Linked DNA regions of Homo sapiens: all the other regions are linked to region 1. The links are chromatin loops, found by intact Hi-C in ENCODE. Cell type or tissue: IMR-90. All regions are shown on one strand. Region 1 holds the start of GASK1B (golgi associated kinase 1B). Region 2 overlaps LOC105377509 (a long non-coding RNA gene). Region 3 has its middle 50 kb from the start of GASK1B-AS1. Region 4 holds the start of GRIA2 (glutamate ionotropic receptor AMPA type subunit 2). Region 5 overlaps LOC105377509 (a long non-coding RNA gene). Region 6 overlaps TMEM144 (transmembrane protein 144).

Region 1 (5,000 bases):
GAGCCCCAGGATCCTGTCTAGGTGGAAGGCAAACACCTCACTCATGTCCAAGGGCTGCTTGAGAAGCCCACAGGGGCTAGGGCCACAGCGGAGCACAGCGCCAGGTGCGCCCCCCTCCAGCACCAGCAAACGGGCTCCGCTCCTAGAGGACACAGGCCGGAGCCCTGCCACTGCGCTGTCCGCCAAGAGTCGCATTCTTCGGATGTCATCTTTGCTCAGCCAGGAGGGGGCGCTCTCGCTGTAGATCCTAATGTTGCTCTCCCTGGAGCTGGGCTGCAGGAAGTCTGGGCCCCCGGCTCGCACTCCCGGACCCCGCACCAACCTCCAGGGTCGCTCTCCAATCTTAACCAGGTTTGCTCCCTGAGCGTACCCAGGTGCTACAGCATCAGCTTCCCTTGCCGCTTCCTGCGGCTGAAGGGATGGTCCGACCAAAGCCTCCTGCCCTGGGGCAGCCGATGCCACTGCATGCTTTTTCCTGCGCTTGGGCTTCACGGTGCCACGGATATTGGCCGGCTTGCTGCGCTTGGAGCGTAGGGTAATGTACACCACATTGGGCTGCAGAGTGGACCCATTGCCCTGGGACTCTGGAGGGGCCAGGGTACCATCCAGGGGTATCTCAGGGAAGGATGGCTCGGCGGTGTCGCGGCTGCGATGTGGCCCCTTCTCAGCCGCCTGTCCATGCTGGAGAGAGGCCCTCCCCACCTGGCTCACCAGGAAGCCCAAGTAGATGGCACACGCAGTGCCCAGCAGAAGGTTTCTCCGGGTCCTTGGACGCCGGCTGCTCCAGAGCTTACGCACCCGCGGGACGCACAGGGAGCAGATGAACCAGTTTATGAGCTGCCCCGGCTTGTCTGGACAGGTCATTTCTCTGCCGCATCCACATGTTGAACGGAGTTTAAAGTCTGCAGTTGGCTCCTGCTAATGTGATGCATGGTTTCCTGACTTCAGCTGCCGCGTCCGCTTCGGGATATAAGTGGTCTCCAGTGGGCAGAGGTGGAAGGAAAGGGTTGGTGATGAAGCTGGGAATGTTTCTGACACAACAAACCTTTTAAATTATCAGTCTCCCCAAGGAGAAATGCGGCTTGTTTCTGGGAATGAATGGATACAGAGTTAACTGAGTCACAATTTCAAACCATTTAAGTTCCTCTACAAGAGTCAAGAAAAAAAGTAATCATTTCCTTTCATAAATATCACCACTAAATGTTTTTAAAAATAAAATTTAAAAGCATGCAAACGAGATAGATGTATAGATTTGATAGTCACTTGAAAGTAGTGAAAACAAGCCACAAAAATCCAAGAGTGTTTTATAACTTGTACCTAGAGTCATTTAAGTTGACTCTGAAGCAAAAGCGTTAAAATGTGACAAACCTGGGCTTTTCCTTTTTGAAATTCAGAAAGAACTTAAGACAAGTAATAGATAATTTTTTAATACTCTATACCTATACCATTTTTATTTTTTAAAGTCCTGAATTAACTAAGTACAAGCAGCAAGTATTAACAATAAAATTTAGAAACATATTCTCTTAGTCTAAAGGTACAAATTGTACTTCATATTAATAATATGTTCCATTAGCTTACATTGTTAGTATAATACAAAGCCATAAATGTCCATATATCTTGGAAGCAGTTGCATTTATTCTGTTTCTCTCTCTCTCTCTCTTTCTCTCTCTCTCACACACATACACACACACAACACAACACAACTCTGACTGCTTTTTATTTCTTTTCTTTCCACCGAAGTCAGCTGAAAGAAAATAAAAGCATCTCTAGTTCTGTTTTTTCACTATTAAAAAGAAAAAGAAGAAACTCGTAAGCAACCTTACTTACACAGCTGGCCCCATGCTTGGCTCCAGGAAGAATGTAATCCTTGACTCTAATGCAAAGAACTTTTAAAGGCTGAGGCATGTAAGTAGAACATATTTCATGGTCAAGAGTGTTCCACATTTCAAACATTTCAGTTCAGCTTTAAAAGCTCCCTTGAAAACTACTGATTGCAAAGCAAAACTTGGAAACTGACTGCTGCATGGTTTTAAGAGATACAAAGCTTTTAAAAACAATAGTTAACAAAATAAACTTTAATTTTAAATTCGGAAAAAAGAAATGCCGTAGAGAATCAGTTTTCATTCAAATAAATTTCCACTTATTTTTAACCCCTGGGAGCCCTCTAGTGTCCTGTTCGCAAACAGACTCAGAAATGTCAGTCTCATGAAGTTCAAAAGATCGAGAATGTTTGCTATCTTGGTGGAGCAGCCGCAGCCAAGCAAGTAACTTGTAAAATGAGGAATGCCATCACCCCTCGAGTGTCCATCCCACATAACTTGGGGTTAGAGCACAAGCGTTCCCAGGAACTACTCACCTTACCATCTTGGCCGTTTCATTTGTCTTCCACCAGTTCTGGAAAGAGAAGGCCTAGAAGTTCAGAAAAAAAGGTAAGAAAGAGTTAATATAAATGAGGAGAAAAAATAGAACAGTGAGATAAGAGTACACACAGATAAGGAAAGACATTTATAGTGTGCAATTGCACGGTGCAACAGTTCACAAAAGGAAGTCGTGGATTCTCTCTGATTGGAGGTTTTTTGAAAAAACAGGTTAGGGATTGGCCTGGGTGGTTTGCGTGTCCTAGCACAAAGGCAGGGGCTGATGACCTTGGGGTGTCAATTAGACTATGGCAAATAGAATCAAAAGGCAAGAAGACAGAAAGGGGACAGGGATTTTTCCTCCCCACAGAGAAAGAAAGTTGTGATACTGAAGAGTGGGTAAAAGATTAGCATATGGTGTATAATCCTAAAAATACTATATTTTACAATGCAAAAAGAGCAAGGAGTTGGAATATATAGGGAAGGAGAGAATAAACGTCCAAGTGGTAAATTGACAAAAATTATAATCGGGCTGTTATTTCAGCACTCTAAACTCAGTCCTTTTTTCCTCTTTAAAAGTCCTGCCACATGGAGGAATGAGAAGGAGCAATCCCAATATTGACAGTAGCCTGGAAGTACCTGGATATTTTGGCTAAACTTTGTGAGAATTCAGGCATCAAAACAATTTTATCTGCACTCAAAAACTCTTAGGCACACACTTCCATACACACAGAATTATTTTCTTGATAGAAAATGTGAACTTCTTGCAAGGAAACCATACCAAAGCTGCATTTTATAACCATCTTATTATTTCCACAGTCAAAGGAATAACTGACCTGGCTCTATAACAATTAAAAGTAAGCCTTTGGCAGAGGCCAGTTATAATAAGCAGACATCTCCTCTAGCTGTTTTTAGAGCTATTTTTTTCATGGAGAAATGCCTACGAGATAGGGAGAGTTGTGTGAGTTAGTAAATTTCGTTGACTACCTTCCCACCCCCACTCCAAAAATGTCTCCTAGAAAAAGAACAATACACTGTCCCCTGCTATAGCCACAATAGGGATTCGTGGAGGCTACACTATCTACTCTGAACTATGATATTCAGAGAATGGGCTGAAGAGGGAGGCAGACTGGCTTTAAATTCTCCTCATTTACCTCTTACGTGTGGTCCCCTGTGGCAAGTAATCTTACCTCTCTAAGCCTCAGTTTCCCCCATGTGTAAGAAAAGAAAAATAATAGCACTTACCCTATCGGTTTCTTCTGATGACTGAATGAGATAGCAGCCTTGGAATGATCATTTGAAATATTCAGCAATGTGTTTGTTTTTATCCCCCATGATGCCTCATTAAACTGCTCAGAGGCCTCTCTCCTCAGCCCAGGCCTTGACAGATAGTCACCACTGCACCACAGCAAAGCAATCATGGTAGAATTGAGGACAAGCACACTGAATTATTTGTAGCCAACATATTGATATAGCCAATACAGTGGATAAATGGGGCTTGTCAGATATAATCAGAGCACAATTTTAGTGATTCCCCCCACTGCCCATTGAAACCTGTTCTGTGGCCTGATATCTCTTTTCAACTTTCTTAAATGGAAACTCAGGCAGTCCCCATGACTTTTCCAGTCATACTTAAATTTTTGTAAAAGTTCTCCAGTTGTTAGCCATAGACATACAGACACATAATACACATAAACTAATTAATATGTTTGATTCTATATCACAGTCAATTTCTTTAAAAATTTCTTTTAAATTCCCAGAATTTCTCCAGAAGATAGCAGTCCCTCAAAAAGCATAGCCAAAATCTACTGAAAAGGGACAGAGGAGACCCATCTTACATTCTTTTTTGTTCCTGCCTAGAGCTCTTATTCCTTAACCACTCACCCAGCCGCTCACCCCACTTTGAGCCTGGCTCTGGCTGTTCCAAGGTAGTGGAGAGAGAGAAGCAATAATAGCAGAAATGGCCTTGCTACTCCATTGATACTGCTGCAAATTGACTTATAAGCTCTCCAGGTTTGGCAGGTGTGTAAAGCTGACTCTGAGATAGTTAATTCAAAGACACCACTATCAAAGCATCTCTCTAGCTGGCTGTTGATGGCCCCTTAGTCCCTTGGAACTTGGTAGCCCCCTGTTCTGTTGAGATCACCTCATCTCTCCAGGCTGTTCTCTTAGGCAGCATTTAAGCTGACCTGCAGGCTGGTTTTCTAACTTGGGCCTCTGTGTACTGCCCCACAAGTGATCCAGTGGACATGGTCACCATCATTTGCTCCAGCAACCTCAGACTTCCCAATGCAGCAACCCACCTCCCTTAGCACTGCGGATCCATATCTCATTTTCGAATGTGGAAGCAATTGCCATCAATTGCTCATGGTCTCTGTTGAAACTGAATGGAAAGGTGTTTTTTGCCATCAGGTAGCATGGGAAACAGAGAAGTTTAATTTAGTTTTAGAAAAATAAGGCTAAATTCCTTGAACAAGCGTTAGCTTGAAAATTTGTTGCCACAATATAACATTCGTGTATAACTTACAATATAATCTGTGAGTGAACATATAGAACTCAAAGTATTCATTATTATTAATATTATTAGATCAGAGAGACAAATAATTCTCATGCCTAAAGTACTTTCTCTTCTTAAAAAACAAT
Region 2 (5,000 bases), 180 kb before region 1:
ACACAAAGCTTCTAATATATTTATAGGGTTTTACTCTTAAATGGCAAATAACAGCCAAGGATGAGGAAAGTCATATCACTAACTCAAACACAGAAGCCCAACAAAGAGAACGAGCAACGCAGAAGACCTGAGGCAAGGCAGGAACTAGGAGAAAGAATGCAAAGAAACTCTATAATCAATCGCCTTAAAGAGATACAAGTCGCCTTAAAGAGATAAAAATTTACGGATAATATATCCATAAATTAGAATATTTAGACTATTATTTTAAAATGACGGAGGAGCATTCAAACAATAAAAGCTCCTAGAAAATAAAATATGATTAAAATAAAGATGACAGACTCTTCCAGAAAGCATAGCAAAAATACAAAATGAAAAATAGGTAAGACTAGATAAAATTTTAGAGGTTTGTTACTAAAGTTCAAACAGTCAAATAAGAGCCTCAGAAAAAGACAAAGAAGAAAATGAAAGGAAATAAACTATACAGAAAGAAACAAAAAAACATCTAGGATCGAAATGTCTGGATTTACACATGGAAAGGGCGGATTAGTATCTACCACAATGAATGAAAAGATAATTCATAGCAAAGCACAGTACTGTAAAATTTCAGGGAATTGAGATACAGAGAAAAACAGGCAATTGGAAGCAGAAAGAAAATTGAATTTCATGCCTTCAACATTTTGTGAATAATAATTTTCAACATAGAATTCTGAACCCAGACAAACTACCAATCAAATGAGAAGGTAGAAACAAACATTTTTAATTTTTCACATACACAAGTTCTAAACAAAATTACCTCTCATATACTTCTGCTCAAGAAATTACAAGAAGATAATCCTTATTAAGAATCAAAGAATAGGCCAGGCATGATGGCTCATGCCTGTAATCCCAGCACTTTGGGAGGCCGAGGCGGGTGGATCACGAGGTCAGGAGTTCGTGACCCGCCTGACCAACATGGTGAAACCCCATCTCTACTAAAAACACAAAAATTACCCAGGCGTGGTGGCATGTGCCTGTAATCCCAGCTACTCAGTAGGCTGAGGCAGGAGAATCACTTGAACCCAGGAGGCAGAGGTTGCTGTGAGCCAAGATTGTGCCACTGCACTCCAGCCTGGGCGACAGAGTGAGACTCTCTGTCTCAAAAAAAAGAAAGAAAGAAAAAAAGAAAGAAAGAAAAAGAAAGAAAGGTTTTGAACTCAGTAATCTCTACCTTTCTTCCATCTTGTTTGAGACAAATTTACGCTTGTGTTGGTATTAACCGTGGAACAACCAAGTGACTTATATGCAGGAGACTGCTGGAAATGTCGAACCCAAGTTGAGACAAGCAGTCAGTGCTGGAGAGGCTGACTGTAGAGGTATCTACAAGGAGATATGCACACAGCTGGAGAGAGTAAGATCTCCAAAGCACAACACATAGAGACAGAAATGGAAAGTTAGGACTAAACTTCAGGCAATGCCCACCTTAGGGGAAAACTAGAATAGTGAATGTGTGAGTTTAAAAATACCTGTATAACAGGACAGATAGCTATTCATACATTTGGCTTTGGAAGAGTATGAAGGGTTTGATTGTCTTATGAATTCAAAAATCACCTTTGAATTTAAACAATTAGGAAATTTTGATAGTAAAGCAAATTAAAATAAAATATTTGGAATTCTAAGGAGTTATACAAAAGATAAGCTTTTATCCCCCTTTCCCTAAAATAACTATAGTTATCATGTTACAGATGTTACCATTTAGGGCATCTATGTGAATAAAGATGGGATTTTTATTTTTCACCTTTAGAAAAGTGGCAGTGATTGAAATCTCGCCTGAAACCATGAATTTTTCATAATAGCCAGGTGGCTATTCAGCCAAGCACTCTAACTCTATAAGCCCCAGCTGCGATCCAAGCAAGGTTAAATGAAAATAATACTTGACAATATTTCACCAAGCCGTATCATTCATGCACATGCCACATCCTTTAATTTATTTTTCATGCATAATTATTCATCCATACAGAAAAAACAAATCAGTAAACACACGAAATACAAATCCAGTTTTCATTTACAAGTAGTAAAACCCCTTCTGAATTTTGTTGTTCTTCGCTTTTGCATACTAACCACTATTTTATAGTAATAAATTCTGTATTCCAAATGGTTAAAAGCATTATAATTTACAGGATAAATCCTGTATTCTATATGGTTGAAAGTTGAAAACATACAGGTTATTATATAACTTGTATATTTTCTATTTTTAATGGCAACAAGAGGACATACAATTTTACACAAACACCTGTAAGTGTATGTATACATGCACACACTTTTTAAAGCATTTCTCAACTTTAGGCCATATGATGCATTCCTAATTTTGTATTATCATTTATATCAAACTTATTAACAACTTAGTAAAAATAGTTGCATTTATTTTAATTTATATTTTTTCATTACTTTCTTGGGTAGTTATTATACCCAACATGGCATTAGTTGGCTTAAAGATGTGAAATTTACATGATTTCATCAAGTATTGTGTTTTCCCCATCCAAAATATTCTGTCAAATCACACTTTCAGCACTACTATTTTAATAACTTGGAATAGTGTTTCTCTCTTCAACTATTTCATCCATCATGGTGAGTAATCCAACCAACTTATTTCTTGAGACCAGTGGGTTAACCTTGAGGCAAGGTTAGTATTTTTACCTAAACATTAGAAATCTTTAAATATTTGTTTCTCATAAATATTTAATTCAGCACAATAATTACAATATTAATTAGACGTAGACTACGTAGATTTCAACAGGAGAAATGTAGTAATGTGAGTCACTAGGGGGCAGCAAAGATCAGAGAAAAGGCATGAATTCAAATGCTGATTCTTAATCCAAGTTAATAAAAACATTGAGCGTTCTAGAGATACCAAAGGGCCAGCGCTTTCCCTAAATGTTTCTCTGAATCTTATAGTCTTATCTATACATCATCTTGGAACAAAAACCTGCACTATTCTGCCACCTTTTAGAAAATTGACTGCCACTTCAATTTTTATCAGCAAACAATGAACATTTTAAGGCTTTCTCAAAAATGAAAACTGCGTAACTTCCTGACAATTACGGTAGTTCCAATTTTTTAAGAAAGTTATGAAATAGGTCATTTAGACTTTCTGTGGGATTTCTGCTTCTCCAAAAAGACCAGATGTTTCCTCATGATTTTTGTTTCCCCATCTTGAGCAGTACAAATGAAACAGATTTATAACTTTTTAAATACAGTGTTATTTTCTGAGTCTTTAGGAAACACACAAGTGTTTATAAAGGCAAAAATATTGCATCAATTATACTTTCAATGGCCATTACTACTAATAGAAATTACTTTAAAATATTTTAAAAACCGGTTAATAGGAAAACTCAATCATCTACCTTTTCCTTTTTGAATTCTCAACTTATTATATATACATGTTTACAAGTTTATTAAATGAACATCCATTATTTTAATATCAGAAGGGAGTCTAAACTTATTTTTAAAAGTTACTTATGAGCAATATATCCTACTTTTGCTGGGCCTTTTAAAATTCATAATAAAATGCATTGAAAGTCCTGATTCTGTTAGCATTCGTTCTGGTGGGTTTCCGGATCTAAGGAAACATCAAATTTTACAGGGGTTATTTGGAAATAAAACCCACAGAGCAACACAATACTAGAGTTGTGAACTAACAAAATAAAAGAGTTTGTTTATCATGTCACTGTTCTAATATTGACCTTGACCATGTGATGTTGACTTTATTTATTGCCTATTGAACATTCTTGCAAGATTATAGTTTGTTTCCTTGGAGCTTAGAAATTAAAGGAGAAACAAAGGGTACTTATTAAACAAGAAGATGTGCTTGAAGCTGAGAAGTAGCTGGTCCATTTGGGAATTGATAAAAACATAAAAATGTTAAAGTAAAGACCCCTCCATATCATTACAAGTTTCCCATTTATCTGTAGAAGGAAAAAGATATTGGTTTGAAGTTTTAAGAAGACATAAAATAAAACAGATAAAAAGAAGGTAAAATGCCTGAAAACCCCTCTTTATTATGACTACAAAGCTTTACATTTTAACCTAAATGCTAACGACTTAACCTATAACCAAATAGTTGAATGTTTCTACCAGTGTTCAAATACTTTGAAGTACCTCAAGGTCAATGTATTTAAAGCTAACTCATGGCCTTCTCATCTAAAGCTGCTCATCCTCTTATTTTCTCAGCAAAATGTGGGGATTCCACATCTCATCACTTCACCCAAGTGAAGTAACCAAAAAGCGTCCTTGACTGTATCCTCTCCTGCATGTCCTCAAATCAACTAATTTACCTTATATTTATTTTATAGATATTTCTCAGATCCTTTGTCACTTTACAGACCTATAGTAACTTAACTGAACTCTACCCTGAATCTCTCAAAAGCATTACCTATACTATCAGAACGCTTTCACAGATGCCATTATCTCACTCCATTGTCCAAATACCTGCAATAAGTCTCCATTCATCTATACAATAGAGTCCAAATGTCCTAATATGGCATAAAAATAGCCATTACTATTGCATTTAAAGCAAATTCTTGACAAATATTTGTTGACTCCAAAAGAATCCAATATTCAATATTTCTACATTTAGACAGGGTGTTGGCACAAAACCAGAATATTTTTGGGGTGATATCAAAATATTTAAAGTGAGAAAATTAAATACATGTGTATGTATATATGTAATAGATATTAAAAATACCTTAAACTGCCAGGCATGGTGGCCACGTCTGTAGTCCCAGAACTTTGGGAGGCCTAGACAAGGATCACTTGAGGTCAGGAGTTCGAAACCAGCCTAACCAACATGGTAAAATCCCGTCTCTACTAAAAATAGAAAAATTAGCCAGGCATGGTGGCTTGCACCTGTAGTCCCAGCTACTTGGGAGGCTGAGGCAAGAGGATTGCTTGAACCCAGGAGGTGGAGGTTGCAGTGAGCCAAGATTTAGCTTCTGCACTTCAGCCTGGGTGACAGAGGAAGACTC
Region 3 (5,000 bases), 52 kb before region 1:
TGAGAGTTTTTAGCATGAAGGGTTGTTGAATTTTGTCAAAGGCCTTTTCTGCATCTATGGAGATAATCATGTGGTTTTTGTCATTGATTCTGTTTATATGCTGGATTACGTTGATTGATTTGCATATGTTGAACCAGGCTTGCATCCCAGGGATTAAGCCCACTTGATCATGGTGGATAAGTTTTTTGATGTGCTGCTGGATTTGGTTTGCCAGTATTTTATTGAGGATTTTTGCATCGATGTTCATCAGGGATATTGGTCTAAAATTCTCTTTTATGTGTGTGTGTGTCTCTGCCAGGCTTTGGTATCAGGATGATGCTGACCTCATAAAATGAGTTAGGGAGGATTCCCTCTTTTTCTATTGATTGAAATAGTATCAGAAGGAATGGTACCAGCTCCTCTTTGTACCTCTGGTAGAATTCGGCTGTGAATCCATCTGGTCCTGGACTTTTTTTGGTTGGTAAGCTATTAATTATTGCCTCAATTTCAGAGCCTGTTATTGGTCTATTCAGAGATTCAACTTCTTCCTGGTTTAGTCTTGGGGGGGTGTATGTGTCGAGGAATTTATCCATTTCTTCTAGATTTTCTAGTTTATTTGCGTAGAGGTGTTTATAGTATTCTCTGATGGTAGTTTGTATTTCTGTGGGATCGGTGGTGATATCCCCTTTATCATTTTTATTGCATCTATTTGATTCTTCTCTCTTTTCTTCTTTATTAGTCTTGCTAGCGGTCTATCAATTTATGCAGCCAAAAGACACATGAAAAAATGCTCATCATCACTGGCCATCAGAGAAACGCAAATCAAAACCACAATGAGATACCATCTCACAGCAGTTAGAATGGCGATCATTAAAAAGTCAGGAAACAACAGGTGCTGGAGAGGATGTGGAGAAATAGGAACATTTTTACACTGTTGGTGGTACTGTAAACTAGTTCAACCCTTGTGGAAGTCAGTATGGCGATTCCTCAGGGATCTAGAAGTAGAAATACCATTTGACCCAGCCATCCCATTACTGGGTATATACTGAAAGGATTATAAATCATGCTGCTATAAAGACACATGCACACGTATGTTTATTGCAGCACTATTCACAATAGCAAAGACTTGGAACCAAGTCAAATGTCCAACAATGATAGACTGGATTAAGAAAATGTGGCAATATATACCATGGAATACTATGCAGCCATAAAAAATGATGAGTTCACGTCCTTTGTAGGGACATGGATGAAGCTGGAAACCATCATTCTCAGCAAACTATCGCAAGGTCAAAAAACCAAACACCACATGTTCTCACTCATAGGTGGGAATTGAACAATGAGAACACATGGACACAGGAAGGGGAACATCACACACTGGGGCCTGTTGTGGGGCAGGGGGAGTGGGGAGGGATGGCATTTGGAGATATACCTAATGCTAAATGACGAGTTACTGGGTGCAGCACAACAACATGGCGCATGTATACATATGTAACTAACCTGCACGTTGTGCACATGTACCCTAAAACTTAAAGTATAATAAAATAAATAAAAAGAAAACCCAGGCTAAAGTCAGGTTTTAATTAGAAATTTGTCCTTAATTAGGAATTTGCTTCTCTGGATGCTGCCACATCCCTCCTCTCTAAACATAACATATTCTTTCTGTCTGAGATAAAACTTTTGGTATCACAAGCAACAAAGGAATACTAACAGCAATACTCAATAAGAACAGCAAATAGCATTGCCATAATAGCCACCAAAACTCCTGGGAAAGTCATAACTGTCATTTGTTACCTGATTAAAAGAGAAGAAAATTGACTCCCTCCTAGGAGGAGCTACAGATTATTTGCTCATTCTCTTTCAAAAGAACTGAATCTTGCAAGTTTAATAATAATGTATTCTCAGAAAGTTAGAGGGAATATCTGGATCATAGTTGTTTCTTTTTTCTTTTCTTTCCTTTTTATTATACTTTAAGTTGTGGGATACATGTGCAGAACGTGCAGGTTTGTTATACACGTGCCATGGGTTTGCTGCACCCATCAACCCGTCATCTACATTAGGTATTTCTCCTAATGCTATCCCTCCCCTAGCCCCAACCCCTCCACAGGCCCTGGTGTGTGATGTTCCCCTCCCTGTGTCCATGTGTTCTCATTGTTCAACTCCCACTTATGAGTGAGAACATGTGGTGTTTGGTTTTCTGTTCTTGTGTTAGTTTGCTGAGAATGATGGGGTTTTTTAATACTCTTGAGAGCCTGAAATGAGTGTACAGAACAAAATATCTTGTTCTTCTAAACAGAAGCAGAGCCAATAACATAGGGTACTTTATAAACCAAATAGCGTCTGGTGTCCTGAAGCTAAAGAAACTGTCGGCACTTCTTGCAGAATCGCAGCTGTTTCAGTCTTATTCAGTGACTTGTCCCACTCTCTGCAGTCCAGTTTGCCTTTCGAAATATAGCACAGCTGGCTATTCTGCAGCAATGATTAAAGCCACTGACAAGAGTTTTTTTTTTATTTGTTAGCTCTTTGTCTCAAAAGCTTTAGAAATCTTGACAAGTACTCTTACAAAATACAGATAACTTTCTTAAAAGAAGACACAGATTTCTTAATATACACATGACTGTGCATATTTTTATCAACAAACTAAATACACTTTGGAGTCATGAGGATAAAATGGTACCTTTCTAAGATGAAAAAAAATGTTGAACAAATTTAACCACATGCAATGCCGTTTTAAGAAAGGAATCCTGTGACTTCATTGGCTTACCATGTGCATTTTTAGGTTGCAAAACAGTCTGCCAGCAACCCTTCTTAGTCAGACCTTTCTTACAGCAAAGCCCTATCCCGGAGGACTACAGAGCTTAAAAATCGGTGAAGATGTCATATTTTGACATAAGACAGCTGTGTGTAAATTGGAAGTGGGGCAAAAGATGACAGGAGCATAGACACTTCAAACTCCTCTAACAGGCCAAAATAACAGTAAGAAATGGTTACAGTTCTTTGCATAAATGTCAAGGAAATAATTCCTTTAGGAAAAATTCATTCATTTGTTTAGGAAATTGTTTAATAAAAAGCAGGAGCATTATGGTGATGCCCAGAAAACCACTGGCAGTAAATCATTCAACATTGACTATATTTCTCCCATACTCCAAAACACAATTTTTTTATTATACTTTAAGTTCTGGGATACATGTGCAGAACGTGCAGGTTTGTTACATAGGTATACACGTGCCATGGTGGTTTGCTGCACCCATCAACCCGTCATCTACATTAGGTATTTCTCCTAATGCTATCCCTCCCCTAGCTCCAGACCACCCCCCAACAGACCACCCCCCAACAGACCCCGGTGTGTGATGTTCCCCTCCCTGTGTCCATGTGTTCTCATTGTTCAACTCCCACTTATGAGTGAGAACATGCAGTGTTTGGTTTTTTGTTTCTGTGCAAAACACAATTTTAAAAGGGACTATCTGAGATCTTTTGTATTTCACAGCAAATAAAACAGGTAACTGGTAATTTTTAATAAATTAAAGGTTGAAGTGAAAATAAACTCGAAGGTTTGTTTCTGTAGTTGATTAAGTAAATGGTAGTGAATTTGGAATTGATGGTATGGGCTGAAAATGTTTAAGAATTGGTAAAGTAAACTGTCTCTCAACTTTCATTGGTTGAATAAAGTATCTCATTAAATATTCTTTACCAAAACCTAAGTTTTCACCTTTGCATAAAAACAAGGCTTTTAAAATATATTAGGTGAAGATCTTCTGAATGCAAATAATATAATTTCCCATCTTCTTAAATACACTGGAAAGCAAGCTTTCTTAAGCTGGGAGACCACAGACCTGGGAGGGAAGAGCTCCATAAATGGGTATCTGCAGATCTGAGAGCCCCATGAAACTATATACAGAACTGTATGGACAGCTGAACTTTTAATCAGCTTCTCAAAGAGATCCAGATCTCATAAAAGGCTAAATACCACTGGTACAACACAGAACATAAATTAATGCATTTCTGATAAATCAGTATATTCATTAGGTTGCAAAACAGTGTTAATCTATTATTGTAACACGACACTGGAACATGATGATGTCTGCAGAACATATTGAGGTGATTAGATCATTTAGCCACAATGTGACTCTGAACTATCATTTCAAGCAGCAATCATTGACAATAAACTATAGATAGGCAAACTCTTACTGTGAGTACCAAATCCCCTCTCTAGTCTAATAAGAGTTCATTTCTGGACACTTCTCAAAAGAATTGTTTTCCTACGTTTTTGCTACTGAAGATATAACTTAAAGCCCAATTACAGGTCTTGATTGATGGTTAACATGTTAAAAATTTACTTATTAATTCATGTATCTGCATTGTTTAACAGAGCATAACACATAGTAAATTCTCGATCAACTGTGCAATGTAATCATCAAAAGTTTCATAATATAAGTAGCTTTCTTGTTTATTCTGCTCTCCAAATGTTCATAAAACAGTGCCCTAAAATTATTACTACATATGAATATGCCTGTAAAACCTTCAAGGTTTATAAAGTTGAGATTTCTTATTTTATCTTGGTAGATAATAAATCTCTGAGAATATCTTGGCTTTCCAACTTTCTAAGTCAATTTCAACATTGAAGATTCTAGGTCAACAGTTTGTATAGACTGGGGCAAGTCACTTTGCCTCACTAAGCCTCAGTTTCTCCATCGGGAGGATGAAGTTGTTGGACAAGATGCTGACTTCATGGTCCCATTTTATTATAAAATTGTGTTAGCCAAGTGCTGTGGCTCATGCCTGTAATTCCAGCACTTTGGGAGGCCAAGGCAGGCAGATCACCTGAGGTCAGGAGTACCAGACCAGCCTGGCCAACATGGTGAAACCCCATCTCTGCTAAAAATACAAAAACTAGCAGGGTATGGTGGCAGGCGCCTATAATCCCAGCTACTCAGGAGGCTGAGGCAGGAAAATCCCTTGAACCCAGAAGGCAGAGGCTGCAATGAGCTGAGATCTTGCCATGCACTCCAGCCTGGGTGACAGAG
Region 4 (5,000 bases), 950 kb before region 1:
AACCCCCGGCCAAAACGCGATGGGGAAACAGATTTCTAAGTAAGTCTCTGGGAAAGAATCTGCATCTCTGTGGCATTCCTACACTAGCTTCATCTTCTAATCACTTTCCTCTAATAGCCTTTCCTTAAACCAGAGTCTCTTGCTTTCAATCTGCATAAAGCAAGGGCTTCTAGGAAACCAAGTCTACATGACTCTACAAGGGAGGGATTGCAGTGAAAGCTGCGAGAAAGACCCGTGCGCTCTGTAACTAGGCGAGTCAGCATCACAGCCCAATGGAATATACTCTAAAGATGGGATTTTCATGCAAAATATTTAAAAGATTCCATCTTGATCTCTTGTGCGGCTTAAGCATTTAAAGATATAACTTGGGGTTCTCCCTGGATCCTGGCTACATCCCATGAAGCCCAAGTGCACAATTTTGGAATATTTCCTCCACGGTGCTTTGCTTGCTTGTTTGCTTTCGGCTGGGTCAGGTGAGGAGGATGACAGGGCTTCTGTATTGCTAAATGGGTTTTCACAGGAGATGGAAGATAAAAATCAAAATTATTTGTAACGTAAGACAGCAGGGCCTGGTGAGAGGACGCTTCGCCGCCAACAATTAGCAATTCGGCTTCTACACAGCAGCCGGAGATCAGCTTTGCTGCATTTGGTCCAGGTTGGAGCATCTCCGCAGCAGCTGCAACAGCCGCACGAAGGTAGCTCCGGGCGGGGAGCGAGGCGCTGTCCTCGGTGCTGAAAGGCCGAGGCGCGCGGTGGGCGCGACAGCCCCGGAGACCCGAGGTCTCGCGGAGGGACAGCGGCTACGGGCCCCGAGCTGTGCTTTCTCAGCGCCGCGCACGCGACGCGTCCACGGTGGTGCGGGGTGCCGGGCGCCGTGCGGGGGAGGGGGCGCGCGCTCCCGCCTCCTGCCGCGAGTCGCGCACGCGCGCCCGGGACTGCCTGCCCCTCTCTGTGACTTGCCTGTGTGTGTGCGTGTGTGTATGTGTGTGTGTGTGTGTGTGTGCGCGCGCGCGTGAGTGAGAGAGGAGAGAGGGAGAAGAGAGCGCGAGAGAGGGTGAGTGTGTGTGAGTGCATGGGAGGGTGCTGAATATTCCGAGACACTGGGACCACAGCGGCAGCTCCGCTGAAAACTGCATTCAGCCAGTCCTCCGGACTTCTGGAGCGGGGACAGGGCGCAGGGCATCAGCAGCCACCAGCAGGACCTGGGAAATAGGGATTCTTCTGCCTCCACTTCAGGTTTTAGCAGCTTGGTGCTAAATTGCTGTCTCAAAATGCAGAGGATCTAATTTGCAGAGGAAAACAGCCAAAGAAGGAAGAGGAGGAAAAGGAAAAAAAAAGGGGTATATTGTGGATGCTCTACTTTTCTTGGAAATGCAAAAGATTATGCATATTTCTGTCCTCCTTTCTCCTGTTTTATGGGGACTGATTTTTGGTGTCTCTTCTAACAGCATACAGATAGGTAGGTACCCTTTGTGCTATGCTTTTGAATTGTGCATAATTTGGTGGTAATCTTTGTTCACAGTGTACAAATTAATTCATGTCATGTAGACTTATGTCATACCTTGACTGCATTCCAGATTTAAACTACCTAGAATATACATGTTTTTCTTAGGATGAAGCAAAAGGAAAAGACTATGCCTTTGATACAATAGAAGAAAAGGTCCTCTCATTTCGGATCCCCAAATTTTATTAATTCTGCCTTAGCGACATTTTCCAGTTTGCTCAGATTTTCTTGGGGTCTGAATGCAAAGCTTGTGATTACATGGAAAGGTGAAGGTTTCTGGCCGCCTACCTCGCCTTCAGACTCTCATCTGGGTCTTGACCCCTTGGCTAGCTTTTGGATATTCCACCCCCGCTGTCCGAGTCCGTAGGTGTGTTTATTCGGCCTATTCGCGTGAATAAGAGACTCTTGGATTTTTGGGCGCTAGCGCGCGCCCCTCCTTTCCCTCCCGGGGCACTGACACTGTTCTCTTGCTTGCTGTTTGTTCTTTGCAGGGGGGCTATTTCCTAGGGGCGCCGATCAAGAATACAGTGCATTTCGAGTAGGGATGGTTCAGTTTTCCACTTCGGAGTTCAGACTGACACCCCACATCGACAATTTGGAGGTGGCAAACAGCTTCGCAGTCACTAATGCTTGTAAGTAATGAATATTCATGCCTTTCGGGTGCTGCACGCGGAAGGCCAGCGAGTGTGAGTGTGTGTGTGCGTTTCTGGGGTGGTGTGTGTGCGTTTCTGTGTGTCAGTGTGTGGGTGTGAGTGACTGCACACACGCGTGCGTGTGACCGTGTAGAGAGAAGGTGGCTGTAATCTCAGGGACCCCCGCTGGCTGGAGAGGGCTGAAGAGAGAGGGAAAGGACGTCAAGAGTGTGCGCATTAGGGAGCCGGGGTGAGGGTTGGAGCCAGGGAGGGCGGCTTTCTTGGGTTCAAGGGGTTTTCGCTCATCTTGAGTGCTTCAGGAGAAGCCCTCCCACCTCGCTCCCCATCGAGCGCCTGTTGGCACCCTGCCCACAGAGAACACGTTGTTCCCCAGGGCGCGCAGTCGGGCTGTTGGACAAATCCCACGAGGGACTGCCGGAGCCCAGTGGCCTCCTGCCCCAGCAGCTGCCGCTCTCGCCCGCTGCCCCCAGTTTAGATCCGCAGCACCGGCTGGGCTCACCCTGCGGCCCTCGCGAGCTCCATGTTCTCCTCTTTGGGACAAGTTGTTGAAATGGTTCCGGAGTTGGGATCGGGGCTGTTACATAACGCCCACCCGAGGGGCGAGGAGCGGGGCTGACGCAGGCTCAGGCCGGCCGGGTGGCGTGGGGGTGGGGCGGGGAGGCGGTGGAAAGGGGGAGCGCTGTCAATTTCTCCTGCTCAGTTGCGCTTCCGCTTAAGTTGGAGGGGGCGAGGCCGCCAGGGGCGCCGCGGTCAGCTTGCCAGCCCGGCGCGCTTTGTTCTCAGGTAGCTGGGCTCCAGCAGAGGCAGCCGGGGAAAAGGACTGGGAAGCCGTGGGATCTGGCCGAGTTTGAAAATCTGGAGAAGTCGCTGATCAGCCATTTTAGTCTTTGCAATGCTCCATATTAACCCTCTCACTCCGCGCAGTGCTCCGGGACTCGCTGGGAAGCTCTGTGATGGGTTCAGATAAAGTACTAGAAACCAAACAATTAGGGATCTAAAAGGATTGGTGTGGAGGCCAGAGGGCTCCGGTCCCCGCGCTCGCTCCCCCGCGCAGGCGTGGGCAGGCAGTCGCGGCCACTGTGCCTTCCTGCCCTCTTCCCAGCAGCTGCCATCATTTCCTGCCGACTGCCCTGCGGTGATTCTTTCCTGCCCTAATATTCGCAGTCGTTATTTCATAGATAACAATTTGGGGGAGATCTGCGGATGGCTCACTTCCCACTTTGGCTACAGAGCTTGGGGAAAATTACCACAGGAAAAGCCCAACTGCAGTTTTCCCACGTCACACAAACAACTGGTTGCCATCCCTCCTCCCCATTTTAAGCTTTAGTCATATATTCCGTGATTTAGCTTGATTATCATATTGGGCCCATCATCAACTCTTGCAACTACTGTCACCCGGACGAATGAAGAAACAATTTTCTTAGACTGATAGAATAGGGGCATTGTGTGGTAATTTAGGATTTAATTGTTTATAATGGATCTATTTAAGAAGGTTTCACTGCTATATATTTTCTTCAAATGTTGGTGCCAAGTAAGAAAAGAAAGAAGGGCGGGTGTGGGGGTACAGAACGAAAGAGAGAAGAGGAGAATTAAAGTGGATTTGCAGCTTTGAAAAACGTCCGTAATAGAATATCTCAGAAAATTTTAGTACATGACATACAAAGAAATCAACTTAATTAAAATTTGAAGACTTCTATATTTGACCTATTTACCTAACAGATTTAGACTATTCATTTGATATCAGTAAGTTCCAATTTTTCCTGAATTACAAGTTTGTCATGCAACTGTTCTGAGTATCTAACTGTGTGTAATTGTATACTTATGTGAAAATGCTTTGAAAAGTAATGACTCCTAAGGAACGGCTGTGGGTATAGGAAGGACATAGGTTTTGAATGTGAAGTGAAAGTATTGACAGCTGTACTTTTTGAAAACAGTCAATGATTGCCAAGTTCACTCATTGGTGAAAATAATGAGAAGAACTTTCTGCAAAAATAACATATGTCCATTGACAAAATGAATATTCCTTGATTTCAACAAATGCTAAACTACTGTATTGGGGCTTTATAAAGATAAAAGACTGTGATTAGGTTATTAGGTTTAGATACTCATTCTCAATATTTTTGAATTTTTAAATAGAAATTTTTCTGAAATAAAATATATAGCCAGAATATGTGTATATATTAAACACATATGTAAATTCATATATTTGCAGGGTGAACACATTCATGTAATCAACATGTGGACTTCTTTTAAAAAATTACCACACAATTTAATTTGTCCATAGTTCTGAGAAGCTGGAATAATCAAGTCTTCATTTGCACAGTTTTTTCCCCTCCTCAGGAAGTGAAGCTAAAATAAATATGTTCACATTTCCAGAGACTAAAATTACCCCTGCATGGATTATTATAGTAGGATAGTAAAACAAATTATTTTCAGGAACTGAACACATTTTAAAGATGACAACATGATAATTCAAAAGCATGACATTTGCAACTCCCATGTTATAAGTAATCTTACTGTTTGCTAAAAAGAACTAGGGGGGTACTGTGACAGAAGAGAGGCTCATTGGATAGAAATTTCTGGGGCTGACATTAACTCATTGACTGGGCAAATCGCTTAACATGTTTGTGACTCCGTTTTTTTATTCTCTGAGACATTTCAAAATTTAGAGATTGCAAAATGAAATAGAGAATTTGTATCCTTTTTTGTTTGTTTGTTTTTGTGCTATGGACAATAGAAGATGTAAAATTAGTTTAACTCTTTTGAGACAGAATGAGAGAGAGGGAAAGGGAAAGATGCTTATGTAAACTACAATCACAAAGTCAAGAAATGGATGAAAATCT
Region 5 (5,000 bases), 150 kb before region 1:
GGAAAATAAAGATATGCCGCATTTTAAAGGTGCACAGTTGCTAATGAAGATACCTGAAATTCAGCTGTCAGCCCTCTGAACCATATATTAGATCAATTCGACAGTTTATTCAGTTAGTACCACTGGCAGAATTTCTCCATAATTCTTACCATATGTACTTTTTTCTGCATTTCACTTCCCTTTTTGCTCTTTTGCTCTCTCTCTTCAACTTTATCTACTTTTTGTTGCAATTGTTTTGGTGATTTTATTGTTATCATTGGTGGTGGTGCTGGTGATAGTGGTGGTTTTTGGAACAATTGCTTTTCCTTCCCTAGCTATCTCTTTATTTTTCTCTTTCCATGACCTAAGAAGCAAAAGTGCCCAGTAATACACAGGAGCCTTGCTTTGTTAGCAGAATTTGTCATTTGAACTATGTGACCTCTATAATCATTTGTTCTACAGATGCCTTCTTTAAAGACTCATTTCGGAACAAGAAAAGGCTTTCAGACATTCTCCAATGACTAGCAGCATTTGCCATCCATCTTTAAATGGGTAATTCCCCTGTCAAAGACCTAGTCTCCTAGATAATTATATGCAGAGAACTATTATTTATTTTCCCTGCCAATGCACTGGAATCATACCAAATAAATCATGTGCTGTGGTATTAAATGTTGGTGAAATAAATGAACATGAGGTTTTAGAGTGACATGTCTTGGGAGTCAAAAGTACCTATGAGCTAAGGCATTTATCTCACTTGTTCAGGAGCTGACATTGGGTTCAGTAATTGGAAATTCGCATCATAATATTACAAAGGACAAATATTCACCCATTTCCATTGAGATGGCTTCCTCTTTAAAAGAATTATTTAGAGAGATTTGCACTGCTCTCTTGATATTGATAGTTTATTCAGCTGTTGAACAATAACTTAGGTTTTTCCAGACCATCATTCTGCACATGTTAAAGAACTCCCAAACCACCAGGCTGGCTTAGATAAATATCAGACTCTGGATAACTTTGGTATCAAGGAATAATGTGAAAGATAATCCTCTTTTCCTAAAAAGATGGGATGGGGAGCTACTTTTGAAAATAAGGTTTAGAAATAACTATTTTACTGTGAGATATGTTTATATTATACTAATGTATGCAATAAGTAGCATACAATTTTATTTTAATCACTATATTATAATTCTATGAATCTTACATATAGAAAAAGAATAGTAATAAAATATTCTCATCTTGAAAATGAGATAGTGTATGGTGGTTTTTCACTTTTCTATATTTCCTACTATGAGTGTTAATTATTTTTATATTTAAAAAATGAAATTAAGGTTACTAAAAATATTTTAAATGTTAGGGCATAATACATAAAGTAACACTTTCTCCCTTGTATCTCTTTATTATCATTCAAGTTTTCTTGCTATTCTGTCTTAACCTGTACTGTTCCTTCAAGTAATAAACATCAAAGGATTACTGTATTAAAATTACTCGAATTAATATGCTTTATTGTAAAGTATAATTAGTGTCAAGTAATTGTATCACTAGCTCATGATGTAGCTCAAAATGTAAAACAGACACCAGGCTACCTGGAAAGCAGGGAACTCCAGCTCTGACATTACTAGCAGGGTCATCCTAGGCAAGTTACTTAACCCCTCTTTGTTTCATTTTCCTTACACATTACAGTGGGATAGTAGTAGAAACCACTTCACAGATTGTTGCAAGATTAAATGAGTTATTATGTGTAAACATTTAGAACAGAATCTCACACATATTAAGTTCTATATGTGTCGTATTATTCTAGATTTTGGTGGACTTCATATGAGCATGATAACTATATAAATAATAATCTTATATAATCATTTCCTCTGGGTGCTTCTCCAGTGCTCCTAATAAGTTTGATGCTAATCTTGTTCACTAAGTCTCAACTCCTATCACAATACCTGACACACGGTAGACACTCTCTATATATACGTGGAATGAATAAATCTATAATAACTATTACAGTCAAGATGCTGTGTCTAAAAATGAAATCTGATACATGAATATAGTCAGTCATCTGAAAATATCAAGGATACTCTCTTTTTGCTAAAACCAACAAGGAAGTATTTCAGTTGAATTATTTTTATAGGCCCTTATACTATTGTTTATCTATTTCAGTGAGAGTCTGTTATTCTTTAACAACCTTGCATTCTTTCTTGATGCAGAGCTTATGTTGAATCTTAGGACTGTGTTTTCTGAATGGGGTCAACATGTGTTTACCATCTGGCTTTACTGTGTGTTACTTTCAAAGTCCATACATTGAAATACAGTAGAAGCCTCTTTATACCACATAAAGCACTTCATGCTAAGTTCCATTGGCCTGGTCCCCTGACTATGAGTCATAGTCAGCTGGAACATTGCTTGAGAATAACTTTACAAGGCATTAAGAGAACAAAAGATTTTAATGACTGGCTCAAAATGGTCTGGAATTGTGAATGCTTTCAAGAATCCATTTATATGTTGTTTCATTAGGAGCATCTGATGATTAGGAGTATGTGAGGGGCATGTAACATTTTTTTAACTTGTTCAGACAAATTATAACAGAATATGATAGTAAGTTTCAAGCTCAAATTTGCCTGTTAATCATATTTAATCTTTCTTTGTAAACTTTATTTTCATAGCATTACTGTATTATGGAAAAGAAATAGAGTATGATATTTTAACCCTTGGATCAATCTCAGACTGTTGAGATCCTTTCAGTTCTGATTTAGTACAATTTCAGGATGTAGGAGGACATCTCAAAATATTTAAGTGGTTCTATAAGCCTGAGGCTGGAAATGAATCACAGAACCATTTTTCATCTTGTCAGTCGCCGACATCATGCTTAAGGAATTCTTACAGCAAAACAAATGCCTATTCAGAGAACGTTAGCCATTCTATTCCTTGATATTAAGTCAAAGCAGTAGTCTCTACAAAGAAGCTTTGAAAATATGCCACTTTGTAAAATGTAATATTAATCAGTATGTTCATTCCTCACAAAGATAACACTAAAATGATAGGAACGAATTTAACAACTCACACACCCTGGGCCAAAGAGGCATTAATCCAGAACTAAAAATATGTTAACATTATAAAGATATAACCTATCTGGATTTCATCTAGCGTAAAAAGAGTTGTAAATCTAAGAGGAGTGATTTTGATATATTATTGCTGATTTCTAGATACTCTGAGGAAAAGCTATAAGATTTAGAGGTAGACAAGCCCTGTTGATCACATCCAGTCCAGTTTTTCTTCAGCTTTAGCTGCACTTTAGGATTACCTGCGGAGCCTTTATAAATCTCTATGCTCAGGTCAAACCCTAACCCAATTAAATCAAACTCACTAGGAGTGGGAACCTAGATGTCAGTATTTTTTGAAAGCCCCCTAAGTTTTCCTATACAAAGTCAATCAAGGTTAAGAAGGTCAATCACGGCTCTAGTTAGAGTCTGGTGGTGTGGCCAAGAGTGTAGGAGCTATCTTTGGACATGTTGGTGAGAGGTGGGTGACTAAAGGCAGGGCTTACTATTAACATGCATTGGCACCTTCTTAAGTGCTTTACCTGTATTATCATGTTTAATCCATTCTAATGGGTAGAAACTGTTACTATCAGCACCGTTTGTACAGATGAGGAAACGAAGAGAAACATCATACAACTAAGAATGGTAGAAAGAAGATTCAATCCCAGGCATTTATTTATTTAACAATTACTTATTGTTTATATATTATACCAAATGCTGCGACTTGTTGGAGTGCCCACATGCTTCATGTAATAAACAAGGAGATGTATTCTACCAATAAACACCTAATGATCAGTATGGTTGGGCGCATTGGCTCATGCCTGTAATCCCAGCACTGTGGGAGGCCAAGGCGGGCAGATCACCCAAGGTCAGGAGTTTGAGACCAGCCTGGCCAACATAGGGAAACCCCGTCTCTACTAAAAAATACAAAAATTAGCCAGGCATGATGGCACACACCTGTAATCCCAGCCACCTGGGAGGCTGAGGCAGGAGAATCACTTGAACCCAGGAAGCAGGGCTGCAGTGAGCCGAGATCGTGCCACTGCCCTCCAGCCTAGTTGACAGAGCGAGACTTTGTATCAAAAAACAAAACAAAACAACAACAACAAAAACACCTAATTATCAGTTGCTGTTTTTACGTGTGTGTTGAAATCAAATGTAAAAAACATACTGTTAACCTCGGTAGTATTGTGGAAGAATTGATAATTCTAACATAGGTATAAAGATGACCGAATTTCTATCTCCATCAACTTATGTCTGGCTTTCAAGTGGTCAGCAAAGTAGAATCACAGCCATTATGATTCCAGCAACATTGAACCAGATCATAAATCTTAAAATTCACATATATTCAGCACCTAGATGAAACAATACTCAAGGAATAAAATTCTTAAGAAGAGAGAATGGATTTCACGGTGTAAATTACATTCTCTCCAACCCTCTGGAAATGGTGTATTGTTTAAGACTTGCCTTCTGCATGGGATTCCCAGGGATGAGGTGGCTACAAATAAAATGATCTAATTTATGTGCAGTGTAAGAAACGCATTCTTTTCATCCTACTTACTAACTCTAATTTCCTGCTTTCATAGAGAAGACATAAGAAAACCACTGAATATTTAAACTGTATTTTACACCATGGCTTTCATTAAGAGTATTTTCTGTATTTAAGAAAATCTCATAGATTGAAAAACAACAGTTTGAAGATATCAAATACCTTCTCCCTTTTATCCAGATATGAACAAACCGATTTAGACCCACATCTGAGCAAAAATGATCTTATACATAAGTGTCAGGAAATTAATAAACATGAGTTTGAAATGAACTAATTCTTTGATCCAGGGATCACCTATAAGCATTGTTTCAGGGCAATTAAAAAAAACTGAGGTCACTTTCGAAAACTTTCCTCAGCTACTGGCAAATATGCAATGGGGTATTCATTTCTTTAGCTTTATTACCATTAAAGAGAATTTATTATTAATGGCTAACAAACAT
Region 6 (5,000 bases), 83 kb after region 1:
TGCTTTTTCTAAAATCTAACAATGACAAAACCAGCAGGTGGCAGCAGTAGTTAAGAGAACGCGTCTATCGGACAGCGGAGAGATCATGCTGAGAAAAGAGTGCATTTTCATATAGCAAATGGATCTCAGCCACTGTTGGAGTGGGTAAATGATTTTTTTCCCCAAAAATGTGAGAATGAAGGAAGATTGAGTTTCATTCAAGTATAAAAATGAAAATTTCTTCTGATGAACTGTTTATGAAGGTAGTACTTTACTGGGTGACTAAAATGTCTACATTATTATAGCATTACATACGAGGATGCTCTTTTTACCACAGTATGTACCTAGTGTTGCATAATCTAGAACACAGTATAGAGTCCATATACAAAGAAGTTACAGTCCATATTTCTCACCTATTACCCCAGTGAAGTGAGGCAGAAATACCTTGGGCGAGGAGGGAGAGCCTTACCTTCTAATGGAATTAGATTCCAAAGATATTTGGATCCTTTGTTTCATAAAGTAAATGCATAGTTGGTAACTAAATGTTAAAAAGGCCATTTTATTATTGTTAGCCAAAACTTCTGTTTATTTCAAGTTAATATCGCCCAACTCTACATCATCTACCCATTTTAGCTCATAATGCTTTTGATTATCGCCAGATAAAGTCCATTCTCAGAGAACAAAAATTTTTCATCATTGAGAAAATGTGCATAACATAATACATACATACACAAGTATATTCACGTACATAAATACACACAGATATGTTGCTAAAGTGAGATTGTAGGTTATCAGTAACAATTTAAAGGAAACAACCACTCTTTTGAATGTACAACTTTTTTTTCTGAAATACACTTTTCTAAAACCCTCTTAACTGGAGGTTTCCTGTTTTCTTCTTGTTTTAACTGGTGGTTTCCAGTAGGCAAAATAAAATGACAGGCATGCTAGTTTTTTTTTTTTTTTTTTTTTTTTAAGAAAACTGAAATTAAGCCAGGCAGGGTGGCGCACTACTATAATCCCAGCTGCTGGGGCGGCTGAAGTAGGAGGGTCACTTAGCCCAAGAGTGCAAATCTGCCAGCCTAGGCAACATAGCAAGGTCCCATCTCTAAAAAAGAAATTTAATTTAAATTTGTAAGAAAAAAGAAAACTGAAACAGAACTGCCAGTACAATGTTTGTTGCAATTGTTTCCAAAACTTTGAGATAACGAAACCCCTATTCAAATGTAAATTTTACCCATTCCCACCTGATAGTACTGTTTATTACTTTGCTATGCAGGAGAAACAAAACAGCTTTTTATTTGTGTGTATACTCTGAAGTCAATGTGCATGGGTTAAATCCCACCTCTGCTTCATTTTATTTGTGTGGCTTTGGACAAGTTCCTAAGCCCTCTGTGTCAGGCCCCTCATTAACAAAATGGAGTTTATGATGGCATCTACCTCACATGGTTATTGTGTGGTTGAAATTAGTTCAAATCTGTAAAGTATGTTGATGAGTATCTGGTACTTGGCAAACACTATATAATTGTTAGCTTTATTATTATGTGTTGTTTGAAGGGGAAAAAAGTTTTTGTAGATTGGAGAACACCATGTAAGAGCTACTAAGCTCACCACCTTCCCATCCAAACAATTATTACTCCTCTAAATGAATACTACTTAAAAGTGATGGAGCTTCTGTTTGTTTATTGAATTGCTAATACAAATAAATATTTGACTATAACTTCTTATACTCATTTTAATTTTAACCTGAAATGTCATTAAATTATGCTGATAAACTTTGAATAAATTGTGATACAAAAGCTATTTTTCTCATTTAAATATATTTTAGAATTTTATATTGGATAACTTTTAATTATTCTTTAGTTGGGATTTCCAATTTATATGCAAAATTTTAAATGTGAAGTAAAGCAGTTTCAGAAGAAAAATGAAAAATCAGTCTTATTACCTCTATATAATTTATATATATCCCTATATATACTTTGTATATATATATACACACATTTATATATGTATATATATACACATTTATATATGTGTGTATATATATACACATTTATATATATGTGTGTGTATATATATATACACATTTATATATATGTGTGTGTGTGTGTGTGTGTGTGTGTGTGTGTGTGTGTGTGTATATATACACACACACACAGACCTCTATATAGTATATAGTTTCTGGTACCAAACAAGCTTTTTCAAAATGGTTACCAAAAAGCAACTTATTATTTAGAGGCTAGTCTAAATGGGCAGTTGCCAAATCTGCATTTTGTTTGCTCACCTTAGGAAGTGAATGCCTAACTCTCTTGAGACTTTTAGGTTTTATTTCTCCTAATCTAGTATGGCTAAATTCTAGTGTTTATTTTACATTTTTCTGGCCTGGCTTTCTGTCAAATGGCAACCCCATCTGTACTAAAGAGATCCTGCCATCTTGTGTACAGAGACAGAACTACATTCAGTAGAAGTAGCAGCCAATAAGGCTTGTATCAGATTATGGAAATTTTCTACCATAGGAACAGAAAATCCTAATAAATTTTAAAGGATTAATAGCACAGCATCTCCCCGAACTACAAAATCTTCTTTTATTCCTGACATACTGATTTATTTATATTCAGAGTTACTAACTACTAGACTTATAAGTCTCAATATTGATAGAGCTAAAAAACACATTGCGTAAAGGCAAGTTGTGGAACCATGTGCATAGCATAACATTTAGGTAAATTTTTAGTAACCAAAGTAATAAATACTTTCTATAAATACGTATTTATGTAAAAAAAAAAGGAATTTAGCTACTAATAGTCTACTGTTGACCAGAAACCTTACCTGTAACATAAACAGTTAACACATATTTTGTATGTTATATATATTATATACTATATTTTTACAGTAATCTAGAGAAAAGAAAATATTGTTAAGAAAATTATAGGGAAGAGAAAATACATTTACAGTATTATACTATATTTACCGATACCATAAGTTTGCATCATCTGATTGCAAGAAGAATCTTCTGAAATGTTGGGCAACTGCATCTGCAGACCTCAATCTGTGGTACATATCAAGCAATTCAGCTTTTTCTAATAATGTCATGACTTTTCTCTGCTTCTTGGGAGCACTTCCAGCATCACTAGTCGAGGTCCATATGGGTCCCATGGTGTTATCCAAGGTTTACAAGGTTTAATTTTATTGCAATAAAAAATGATGAAAAATATACAGGAACTGCAAGAGATCATAACCACCAGAGGCAATTGACTGGAGAGACAGTTGACTCACCTGGAGATGATTAGCACCACATGGTGCTTTAAGTGGATAGTCGCAACGCTAGAGCTCACCACAATAGCAACGGAGATTTTATAATAGATTTATGTATATTTTACGGTAGTAAATGATAAAATAGACTAGTGTATATATCTATAGTATTATATATATTATATATAGTATTATATATTATATATAGTATTATATATATTATATATAGTATTATATATTATATATAGTATTATATATATTATATATAGTATTATATATTATATATAGTATTATATATATTATATATAGTATTATATATTATATATAGTATTATATATATTATATATAGTATTATATATTATATATAGTATTATATATATTATATATAGTATTATATATTATATATAGTATTATATATAATATATAGTATTATATATAGTATTATATATAGTATTATATATATTATATATAGTATTATGTATATATTATGTAGTATTATATATATTATATATATATATTATTCATCACATACACAAAAAGAAGTGTTCACCTCACTTGGCAAGAGGGACTTGCATGTGTCAATAAGGACCTTAAGACTGGAAGACCCTGGATTATCCAGGTGGTCACAGTGTAATCTCAAGGGTCCTTGAAAGTGGAAGAGAAGAATCAGAGTTGAGAAGGAGATAAGGTGATGGAAATGGAGGTCAGAGTGATGTCCTATGAGAAGGACTAAACCCATGCATTGTTGACTTTCAAGATGAGGGAAGGGAACACAGGCCAAGAAATGTGGGCAGCTTCTAGAAGCTGGAAAAGAGAAGGAAACAGATTCACCCCTACAGCCTCCAGAAAGGCACAGCCTTGCCAGTCCCTTGGTGTTAGCCCATGTCAGGCTCCTAACCTACAGAACTATAAGAAACAACATTTGTATTGTTTTAAGCCACTAAATTTGTGATAATTTGTTACATTAGCAATGGAAATACAGAGTTACATGACTTTTTTAATAATAATTTTCAATGTAAATGTAATATTTTTACATCTTATAGAAACTTAGAAAGTTTCAAACTCCACATATCACTTATTTATCTCATTGCTACCCCTCTTTTTCCTCTTCTTTGGGTACATTAGAAGGAATACAACTTTTGTTCTGGATTTATACAAAGAAACAAACTGGTGTTTTCTCATATCATTCCCACTCTTAGAGTCTTAGAAGGTTTCAAATTTGCAAACAGAGATGCATTGGATATGGTAATGAGATTACTGATCTGAGAGCCAAAAAACTTCGATGATCCTCCTGGCCTTGCCTCTGGTAGGTAACATTACTTTGTGAGGTATTTTAACTTCCTCATATTTGTAAAATGGTTGTTTTCAACTAAAGGAATTCTAAATTTATGCAAACATAAAACTTTGTCACTATGGAGACATTCTAGTGGTATAATTTAATAGTATCCCAAGTTGCTTCAAGGTTCACCTTACATATTTGTATCCCACTCCTGAAGTACATAATGGGACGGGACCCACCAAACATTGAATAGAGTCACCCCTTTGCAAACTGATAAGGTGGCCTGGCACTCTCTTTTTTGAAATCCTAAGTGTGGGCACTTACAACGCTTTAAATTGAGGCCCCCAATACTGATAAAATAGGAAAAGTCTCATTTTAACATGTGACTCTCAAAATAGGTCCACATTTTTTGTGCGGGTTCCCTACTCACATATGGACTAGTAAAATCCACATCCATTTACCTTAATTCAACAGTATCATCTGTGTTATAAAGATG

Evidence for each region. Hi-C counts contacts between places; a loop is a spot of excess contacts. Peaks named below come from ENCODE experiments on the same cell type or tissue, not always from the same donor. Only the 100,000 strongest peaks of a DNase experiment are listed, where the experiment ranks them.
Region 2: a loop joins it to region 1, with 14 times the contacts of the local background. A loop is called at or near these places in 95 of 110 quality-filtered maps.
Region 3: it touches region 1 in a loop (7-fold over the local background); 20 of 110 quality-filtered maps call a loop at or near these places.
Region 4: a loop joins it to region 1, with 4 times the contacts of the local background. A loop is called at or near these places in 16 of 110 quality-filtered maps.
Region 5: it touches region 1 in a loop (7-fold over the local background); 3 of 110 quality-filtered maps call a loop at or near these places.
Region 6: a loop joins it to region 1, with 2.6 times the contacts of the local background. A loop is called at or near these places in 18 of 110 quality-filtered maps.

The regions. Positions count from the first base shown.
Region 1 is chr4:158,170,512-158,175,511 of GRCh38, forward strand. GASK1B (golgi associated kinase 1B) reads right to left here and starts at 2,514. Exons shown (of 5, transcript NM_001128424.2): 1 at 2,357-2,514; 2 at 1-1,088. The coding sequence starts at 864. It overlaps GASK1B-AS1 (GASK1B antisense RNA 1), which reads left to right and starts at 241. Exons shown (of 5, transcript NR_147410.1): 1 at 241-969. LOC101928007 (a long non-coding RNA gene) reads right to left here. Exons shown (of 4, transcript XR_007058350.1): 3 at 3,603-3,755; 4 at 3,177-3,297. RefSeq lists enhancers at 1-517, 691-1,890. In IMR-90, a CTCF peak has its summit at 2,178 (motif pointing left); DNase peaks (open chromatin) are centred at 1,870 and 2,170; H3K4me3 peaks cover 891 bases; H3K27ac peaks cover 1,722 bases.
Region 2 is chr4:157,989,442-157,994,441 of GRCh38, forward strand. The region is part of intron 1 of LOC105377509 (a long non-coding RNA gene); the gene reads right to left. Among named protein-coding and RNA genes, the nearest start is that of GASK1B-AS1, 180 kb to the right of the region's middle. In IMR-90, a CTCF peak has its summit at 2,802 (motif pointing right); a DNase peak (open chromatin) is centred at 2,810; H3K27ac peaks cover 133 bases.
Region 3 is chr4:158,118,654-158,123,653 of GRCh38, forward strand. No RefSeq gene overlaps it. Among named protein-coding and RNA genes, the nearest start is that of GASK1B-AS1, 50 kb to the right of the region's middle. In IMR-90, no CTCF peak of the experiment used is centred here; a DNase peak (open chromatin) is centred at 2,748; H3K27ac peaks cover 2,675 bases.
Region 4 is chr4:157,219,672-157,224,671 of GRCh38, forward strand. GRIA2 (glutamate ionotropic receptor AMPA type subunit 2) reads left to right here and starts at 1,057. Exons shown (of 16, transcript NM_001083619.3): 1 at 1,057-1,459; 2 at 1,996-2,136. The coding sequence starts at 1,372. In IMR-90, no CTCF peak of the experiment used is centred here; no DNase peak of the experiment used is centred here; H3K4me3 peaks cover 379 bases; H3K27me3 peaks cover 3,253 bases.
Region 5 is chr4:158,018,113-158,023,112 of GRCh38, forward strand. All of the region lies in intron 1 of LOC105377509 (a long non-coding RNA gene), which reads right to left. Among named protein-coding and RNA genes, the nearest start is that of GASK1B-AS1, 150 kb to the right of the region's middle. In IMR-90, no CTCF peak of the experiment used is centred here; DNase peaks (open chromatin) are centred at 2,329 and 2,829; H3K27ac peaks cover 2,068 bases.
Region 6 is chr4:158,253,509-158,258,508 of GRCh38, forward strand. It overlaps TMEM144 (transmembrane protein 144), which reads left to right. Exons shown (of 13, transcript NM_018342.5): 13 at 1-1,908. The coding sequence ends at 19. Among named protein-coding and RNA genes, the nearest start is that of TMEM144, 46 kb to the left of the region's middle. In IMR-90, CTCF peaks have their summits at 42 (motif pointing right) and 2,407 (motif pointing left); DNase peaks (open chromatin) are centred at 43 and 2,393.